Regions from separate parts of the Homo sapiens genome. Here region 1 is linked to region 2. A link is an interaction called in ENCODE POLR2A ChIA-PET data of the cell type or tissue named here. Cell type or tissue: A673. All regions are shown on one strand. Links, peaks and the distances in the headings refer to the core of each region. The heading gives the core; the rest is flanking DNA.

What was found. Peaks named below come from ENCODE experiments on the same cell type or tissue, not always from the same donor. Only the 100,000 strongest peaks of a DNase experiment are listed, where the experiment ranks them.
Region 1: POLR2A ChIA-PET joins it to region 2 with 9 read pairs; 2 of 35 experiments call an interaction of 5 or more read pairs at or near these places.

Annotation. Positions count from the first base shown.
Region 1 is chr11:61,851,471-61,855,853 of GRCh38, forward strand. All of the region lies in intron 5 of FADS2 (fatty acid desaturase 2), which reads left to right. Among named protein-coding and RNA genes, the nearest start is that of MIR6746, 25 kb to the right of the region's middle. In A673, for the core only: no CTCF peak of the experiment used is centred there; a DNase peak (open chromatin) is centred at 2,031; H3K27ac peaks cover 4,000 bases.
Region 2 is chr11:61,619,319-61,623,701 of GRCh38, forward strand. It overlaps the pseudogene RPLP0P2. Among named protein-coding and RNA genes, the nearest start is that of SYT7, 40 kb to the left of the region's middle. In A673, for the core only: no CTCF peak of the experiment used is centred there; no DNase peak of the experiment used is centred there.

The DNA of each region.
Region 1 (4,383 bases), core at 322-4,321, 230 kb after region 2:
ATCCCCGCTCTCACACTCATGGGGAAAGGATTGGTGCTTCCTGGGTTCCTGGTGTTTTGACCTGTGCTCTGGCTCTCGCAGGACCCGGCCGCCCTGGAAGGAACCCTGGTCTCTTGACTGAAGTGACAGTGGGTCTGATGGGACTTGTCACATGCCAGTCCCACACACCACAGCAGGGCCAGGTGGGGCGGCCAGGTCCCAGGGCCTCAAGCCACCATCCCAGTCTCCAGAGCAAGGATGCCGGCCAGGGCTTCTATCTCTGGGGACAGATAAGCAAAGCAGCCCTGCCAAGCGGCTCCCAGCACGTGGAACTGTGAATAGCGCGGGCTCCGCAGTAAAGCCCTTTTCCTCGTTTTCTGCATTTTGGTCTTATTGATGCTGTCCAGGAGGATTCTTTTTGTCATATGTAGCAAAGTATATTCACTTTACCCAGAGATTCATTTCTTGTGTGCTTAGAAAGTTCTTCATACATATTATTTTCAGTTCTTTAAGGTTTTGTGTTTCAATCTTTAACTTCTGCCAAATGGGATATGGGTAGGATGATGTTCGGCCTTCACTTTTCTCCAGAGTCGGCCAGTTTTCCCGGCACCCCCATGAGGTGGCATTGCTTCTTCATATGAGGCAGTGAGTGCTCCTGAGCCCGGGCTTGGCCTGGGCTGGGCTGTCTGTCCTCTCCCAGGCCACCGTCTGGATGACTTGGGGGCCACACTCACACTCATTCATCCTTGGCACTTAACTCATTGGAAGCTCGTAGTGGGGTGCCTTTCCCCTTCTCTTTCTCTCTCTTTTTGTTTTTGTTTTTGTTTTTGAGACAAGGTCATGCTCTGTCACCTTGGCTAGAGCGTAGTGGCGCAATCTCGGTTCACTGCAGCCTCAACCTCCTGGGCTCAAGCCATCGTTCTGCCTCAGCCTCCCGAGTAGCTGGGACTACAGGCACCCGCCACCATGCCCGGCTAATTCTTGTATTTTTAGTAGAGATGGGGTTTCACCATGTTGGCCAGGCTGGTCTCGAACTCCTGACCTCAAGTGATCCGCCTACCTCAGCTTCCCAAAGTGCTGGGATTACAGGCATGAGCCACTGTGCCCGGCCAAGGTCTGTACTTCTTTATATGTCTCATGGATGTTTCTTTTAAAACGCAATCCTTATATGTTTTATATTTTGTCATTATGATTGGAGGTTCTCCAGTACTCGGGAAAGCAGTGGATATTGGGGTAGTTATCTTAATTTTCTTTTTTTTCTAAATTTTTGTTTGCATGGCCTTCCAATGAATGGGATAGTTATCTTTTGTCCCGCTAGTGTCCACTTACGTCTCTTCGTAATTCTAGTTGTGTTTCGGTTGATTCTTTTGAGTTTCCTGGGTAGATGATCATATCCTAGAAAATAATGAAAACGTAGTCTCTCGGCCCAGCGTGGTGGCTCACATCTGTAATCCCAGCACTTTGGGAGGCCGAGGCTGGCGGATCACGAGGTCAGGAGATCGAGACCATCTTGGCTAACACAATGAAACCACCGTCTCTACTAAAAATACAAAAAATTAGCTGGGCATGGTGGCACACGCCTGTAGTCTCGGCTACTCTGGAGGCTGAGGCAAGAGAATCGCTTGAACCTGGGAGGCGGAGGTTGCAGTGAGCTGAGATAGCACCACTGCACTCCAGCCTGGGCGACAGAGTGAGACTCCGTCTCAAAACAACAACAACAACAACAACAACAAAACAAAACAAAACAAACAGAAAAAAAGTGTAGTCACTCTTTCTTTCTTCTCTTTCTTTCTTTCTCTCTCTCTTTCTTTCTCTCCCTCCCTCCCTTCCCTCCCTCCCTCCCTTCCTTCCTTCCTTCCTTCCTTCCTTCCTTCCTTCCTTCCTTTCCTTCTTTCTTTCTAATCTGGATGTTGAAGTAGTCTCTTTCTTTCTAATAGCTCCACTCTGTTTTCTGCTTTGGGTTTTATTGCATTGACGGGAAATTTCAGAGCTGAGTTTAATAGCGGTGATATTGGCAGCAGCCTTGTTTTGTTCTTCTTTTGCCATATCCCCGTTTTCTGAGGGGGCTGGTGAGACCATTATCCCGGTAGCAGTGTAAAGGGGCCTCAGAAGCCGTGCGGTGCCTGAGATCCTCCTCCTCCTCCCATCCGGGAAACCACCTCTGCTGCTCTGACTGTCTGAAGCTAACCTCCTGGGCTTCCTGCTTGAGGCAGACCTTCATGAACAGGCTTAAGCCACCCATCCCGCCTTGGGACACACATGCCGCCCTCTCGGGGACCTTGGACTGGGACCTTGCCATTCTGCTCCTGCTGGGGAGGTCGTGCCGCCTGTTTCTCTCTGTGTGTGAGTTTGCAGGTTCCCAGAGGCAGAGACTGGGCTTTGCGACAGCTCCCCTCCCCCAACCCTCGATGGACAAGGAGGGCCCTTGTCATTCCTCAGACATTTTGTTCCAAAGCTGAAAGGTCCCCTCCACATGGCCCGGCATCCCCCAGGCCCTCATCCAAGCCTGGCCTTGAGGTGCATGGAGAGGCCGAGGACAGGAGAGTCAGCCCCGCCGCCAGGGCTGGCTGCACTCCCTCCCTTGCCCCTGGCCTGCGTCTCTGCCTGTCAACCGCAGCCTGGGAAGGCACTGTTGCTGATCAGGGGGAGGTCCATGTGTGCCACCCACACCCTTGGCCGCAGCCCAGCCAGGTGAAAGTCATGTGTCTTCCTTGCCTCTTGGGCTTTCTCTGTGTGTGTGACGGGGACTCCTCTGGAGGAGGAGATGTGTGGGGTCCTCCACTCCCCACACTTGGGGCTCTGAGCCCCCAGTTGGGAAGAAGCCTGACTCTTGTTGAGTGAGTCTGTGGACCGGGCACTGTGATGGGCAGTGTGCGTGCACAACGTCACTTAATCCTTGCTTAACCCGTGAGGCGGGAGCTGTCATCGACCCATTTCATGGATGGAACAGCTAAGGCCAAGAGACATGAAGTGACTTGTTCAAGGTAACAGCAAGGAAAAGGCAACACCACTGTCCGAACCCAAACCATCTGGCTGCAAACCACAGCTTCGGAGTCCTGGGGGCCCTTGTGAAATATGTTTGTTGGGTAGCCCCAGCTTTCTGATCAATTAAACAGCCAGGCACTCACCCCCCTAGCTTGCTACATTCTAAAATACCTCTCCCTCCCTTCCCTGGTCCCATGACTTAAACGGCAAAGCTCTGGCAAAGAACTGAGCGTGGGAAAGATGAGAGCAGAGAGTTAGCCACAGGGCAGGGCTTCGTATCCCAAACCCACAGTTGTACTTTCTGGTTTGGGAGGGGAGTATTGGCCATCCCCCAGCAGAGCCGCTGCAGCTGAGGCCATCGAGATGGGCACAGATGTGTAGTGGTATGTCACCATACGCATGTACATACACGTGCGTGACTGTGATGAGCATTTTGCTCACCGTCCCACAGAGGCCCACTCTGAGGCCTGCTGCTGCCTGGCAAGCAGGACCCCCTGGCTCCCGAGGGTCATTCTGGGGCATTGAAGGGACGCACACTAAAGCCAGCAGTGCTTACCAGCAGAGGCAGCCCCTGTAACCTGTGTTGTCCACCCACAGGCCACCATCACCCATGAGAACAGGGTGCCTACTGTGCACATGCAGCTCCAAACAGACTCCCCAGGTGCCTCCCAGGCCCCCACAACAGCGTGGCCAGCCCTCAGTCCCTCCATAGGATGCCCTGGCCCCTGCTGACCTGCCTGGGTTGCCCTCTGTGCTCACTTCCGAGTACAGCCGGCCCAGCCCGAGAGGGATGGGATGCTCTGTGGGACAGAGATGCGGTGGGGAGGAGCTCTTGAGCAGAGCTGGAGACACTGCATGCCAAGGCTGGGGCTATGAGCCTGCTCCCTGGCCTCTGGGAGAAGCTTAGAGCAGGACTCAGGGGCCTGTTCTGTGGGCCACTGCAGGCCCCGAGACTGGCCACCTCGAGAGCAACGTCTGCAGTGCTGGCTCCTCCAGCAACTCCGTCCACTGGAGACTCATGAAAGGCTCCTGTGAGGCCTCCCTGGCTCGGACCTCTCCATGGCCGGCCTCAGCCCTGGCCTTAATAATAGTCTTCCTGCAAGTGGCCGTCCTTTCTGGGAATGAGTGAGATCCTTGCCAAGGCTCAGGAGGCCACACAGAACAAAGGGACTGTTTCTGGGGGTTCTTCAGCTGGTTGTGCCGTGACCATGGCCATTGGCGCCAAGATGCAAGCCTTGGGGACAGGGTGGACCTGGTTCCCACCCACAGCCTCTTCCCTCAGGAATCCATGCTCTCCCTGTGATTTGGACAATCATTTTACTCACCTGGATGAGAGGGGCACTGGCCTAGGCATCATCCAAGGTCCCTTCCCTCTGTAACTCACTTTGACCTCCTGACTGCAATAAGTATGACTGGACA
Region 2 (4,383 bases), core at 180-4,179:
GCCCCACCCTCTCAAAGGCAGGAAAAGAGCCCCCAGGCACGACTTCTCACCATCCTGGGGGTGGAGGCCTCAGGGAAGTTGCTGAAAGGCCGGGCGAGGGCACTGGGCTCCAGCAGGGACCCTTCCTGCTGCAGCAGGCAGCTGGGCTGTGAGCTGTGATGGAGCAGAATGTCACCTGCCCACCCCCTGCCCTTTTTAATGATGGTGAAGCCTGAGAGGGAGGGTCGGTCAAAGTGTCCAGAATGTTAGGGGCATGAGCTCGAGAATCTGACAGACACCCTCTCTGACACATGCCAACTGTGTGACCTTGGGGAAGTCACCAGACTTCTCTGGACATGCTTCCTCATCTGAGAAATGGAGACCTCTCAAGTAAGGTGACTGTGACATTTAAATGAGATAATACATGTAAAGCATGCAGCACCAAGCAAGCACCAATCAGCTCAGCCACATCCATTATCAAAGTTGCTTGACCTGTTAGTGCAGTGGGGACCCAAGCCTCTGGACTCAGTGCTCATGCCAGGAAGTCACACTCCTTCATCAATGACTTGATGCCTCTGTTCCAGATGGGGACATTGAGGCAAAGACAGGTTAATTACCAGGACCAAGGTTACCCAGCTAGGTGGCAGCAAGGCTGAGATCTGATCCCAGGTCTGCAGGCATTCGTTGCCTTTCATGAATTGTTTTGGCCAAAAGGCCCCACCTCTTCCAAACCCGTCTCAAGGTCCACCACCTCCAGGAAGCCCTCCTGGCTGTCTCCAGGGCAGATCTCTCCAACCTCCCGGGCTGCAGAATGTCTATTCCAGACCATAACCTCCTCCCCAGCTCCTGGACAAGTTCTAGAAGGGAGGGCTTGCTTTTTACCTCTGTGAGTCTCTGAGGTTCCATGACGGAGTCCATAGGCATGAAAAATCACTCACTGATCTTTTTTTTTTTTTTTGAGATGGAGTCTCGCTCTGTTGCCCAGGCTGGAGTACAGTGGCACGAGCTTGGCTCACTGCAACCTCCACCTCCCAGGTTCAAGCAATCCTCCCACCTCAGCCTCCCCAGAAGCTGGGATTACAGGCATGCCACCATGTCCAGCTAATTTTTGTATTTTCAGTAGAGACAGGGTTTTGCCATGTTGGCCAGGCTGGTCTTGAACTCCTGACCTCAAGTGATCTGCCCGCCTCGGCCTCCCAAAGTGCTGGGATTACAGGGGTGAGCTTTCAGATACATAGAGAAAGGGAGAGCCAGCAAGTGGGAACAGAAAAGTTAGCTGGGATGGAAAATTAGACCTGGAAGGAAGGAAAGTGTGCATGGCTGGCTCTGTACCTGAGATGGGAGACAGTGGCTTCATCCCAGAGTGGGGATGCCAGGGATGTCCTGGTGAGGAATGGGGCCGCTCCAGGATCAGTCAGGCCTGGAATTGATACCGCCATGTCTGGGTCTCTGGGCCTTAGTCCCTCGTCTGCAGAATGGGGCAGTAAATGCCAGCCTCCTGGAGGTAGGTAGAGGGAGGCTTGAATGAGATGACCGAATGGGGACCAGCGTGCCCCACCCTGTGCCCTGCACAGTCAGCAGCCTCCAGCTTGGAGGGAGCTGGACAGAGCCTGAACCTCTCTGGTCACCTGAGGCAGCCACTCGGGCCCCTCTGCTTCGAGGGCTCTTCGGAGAGAGGAGCCTACGAGGAAGTTATGATGTGGCTTTACCACCCTCCCCCTCTTGGTCACACTGGAGTTCCAGGGCACAACCCCTTAGGGACACCAGCGGGGGTGGCCTGTGGCAGCCCCAACCTTCCCGCACCCAGCCCCTAGTCCACAGTGCCACCAATGCCAGGCTGTCATCAGGGCTCACCAGGCACACATGATCTCACTTAAACCTCCCAGGCAGGTGCTTGCGTCTTCCCATGCCACAAGTGAGGAAACAAAGAAACAGAGGGTTAAGGAACCTTCCAACAGTGCAGAGCTCAGATTCAGACTCAGGCAGTCTGGCCCCAAAGTCTGCACTCAAAACCACTACACTCCTCCACCTCCCTAAACAGGATGAGACCCTCTTCCCGGTGGGCTGGAGTGATTAGACAACTTTACAGGGGTGCGGAGTAATACTTCAAGGTGTGTGCTAGAGAGAGCATGTCTGGGGTGGCATTTCAGAAGTTAATTCCTCACTAGTTCTCTTCCCTGAGGGGGCTCACTGAGTTTGAGTTTATCTCTTGAAATACTGTAACAATCCAGGCACAGTGGCTCATGCCTGTAATCCCTGCACTTTGGGAGGCCAAGACAGGCGGATCACCTGAGGTTAGGAGTTCAAGACCAGCCTAGCCAACATGATGAAACCCTATCTCTACTAAAAATACAAAAAAATTAGCCAGATGTGGTGGTGGGCACCTGTAATCCCAGCTACCCGGGAGGCAGAGGCTGTAGTAAGCTGAGATTGTGCCACTGCACTCCAGCCTGGGCGACAGAGCGAGACTCCATCTCAAAAAAAAAAAAAAAAAAGAAATACTTTAACAATAATACTAACACTGATACTAATACTAACAGCTATCTTCTCTGAGCAGGTTTTATGCGCCACTCACCATCCTGAACTTTGACATGTGTTAATTCGTTTAATACTCATAACAGCCCTAGGAGGAAGGTATTATGAATTTTCTTGTTATCCAGATGAGGAAACTGAGGCTCAGAGAGGTCAAGTCACTGGGCAGCTCCCAGAGCTGGTGGTGGAGTCAAGATCAAACCCAGGCGGTTCTGGGTCCAATCATTCATTTGTCCCATGCTCTCTTAACCTCAAACTTGCCGCCTTTTCCTGCCTTGCCCGTGTGAATGTCCCCTCCCCCCAGGGTGTTGGAAAGTGAGTCCCACCAGGTATGGGGCAGGACCAGGAGGGACCTTACCAGCAACCGGGGTAAGGAGGAATGACCAAGGCATTCCAGCCCCAGCATGGGGGGGTAGGGTGTGGGCTTGGCCTTTGCAGTGTCAGGGATCTGGGCGGCCCCTCCTAGCTCACCTGCAGATCTCCCTCCGCAGGCAGGACTCCCATACCCTGGGAACACCACAAGCCGCTCCTGAAGGCAAACAGAAGACTCAGAGACAGAACAGCAGAGCCTGAGCCATAAGGTAGAGGGGAACATTTCCCAGCCACCTCCTGTTTTCAACACTGCTGGCCCTGGATCCAGTAAGTGGCATGACCATGCAGAGTGGTGCTTGGGCCCCTAACAACTGCTCCCTCAGTTCTGCACAGAGAAGGCTGTTCCCAGAAAGGGCTCCATTAAATCCTTAGCCAAGAGCCACATCTCCTCTGTTTCTGTCTCAGCCAAGGGGAGAGGGCACATGTTCAGTCCACTCCTAGGGTGCTGATCTTGTGGGGGCAGATGGTAGTGTCTTCAGTGAATGGCAGCTTCTTGTTCTTGTGTAGTTATCGTGGCCAAGATAAGACCACACAACCATGTGTTTTGGGAAAGGAGACAAAGAAGCGACCCAGGAATGCCAAAGGGGTCAAATAAAGTTTCTGGGGCTTCCGTGAGCCCATGGCTCTTGGGGCCCTGAGTCATGGGGTCCAGAAAACCAGGCCTGTCTGGATGGGGGGCCTGGCATGGGAATCACGTTCTCATAGGATGTTGCTTGTGATCTGCAACAAACACAGTGCATTTTCAAGCATCTTCCCGTATTGGGGCTGAGATAATGATATTCCAAAGTATGGTGCTGTGGCATGCTGAGTACTTTGAGCTAAAGGAGACTGGAAGGTCTCAGAAGCAGCCTCAGAAGCAGTATCTCTCTCTCTCTCTGACCTGTCCCCACTTTTCTCCCCCAAGGCAGCCATAGAAATGAGAATTCCTCTTCCGTAAGGTAGGTCATAGAAAGTAGAAATATTGGGAGCCGGATGTGGTGGCTCATGCCTGTAATCCCGGTACTTTGGGAAGCCGAGGCGGGTGGATGACGTGAGGTCAGGAGTTTGAGACCAGCCTGGCCACAGTGAAATCTGTGTCTACTAAAAATACAAAACTTAGCCAGATGTGGTGGCGTGTGCCTGTAGTCCCAGCTACTCAGGAGGCTGAAGCAGGAGAATCTCTTGAACCCAGGAGGCAGAGGTTGCAGTGAGCTGAGATCCAGCCTGACGTGAGGTCAGGAGTTTGAGACCAGCCTGGCTAACATGGTGAAGCTCCGTCTCTACTAAAAATACAAAAATTAGCCAGGCATGGTGGCGCACGCCTGCAGTCCCAGCTACTTGGGAGGCTGAGGTAGGAGAATCGCTTGAACCCAGGAGGTGAAGTTTGCAGTGAGCTGATATTGTGCCATTTCACTCCAGACTGGGTGACAGAGATTCTGTTTCAAGAAAAAAAAAAAAAGAAGAAGAAAAGAAAATAGAACTATTACTCTTACCTTCCCCTGCTTTTCTGTGTAGCAGCTG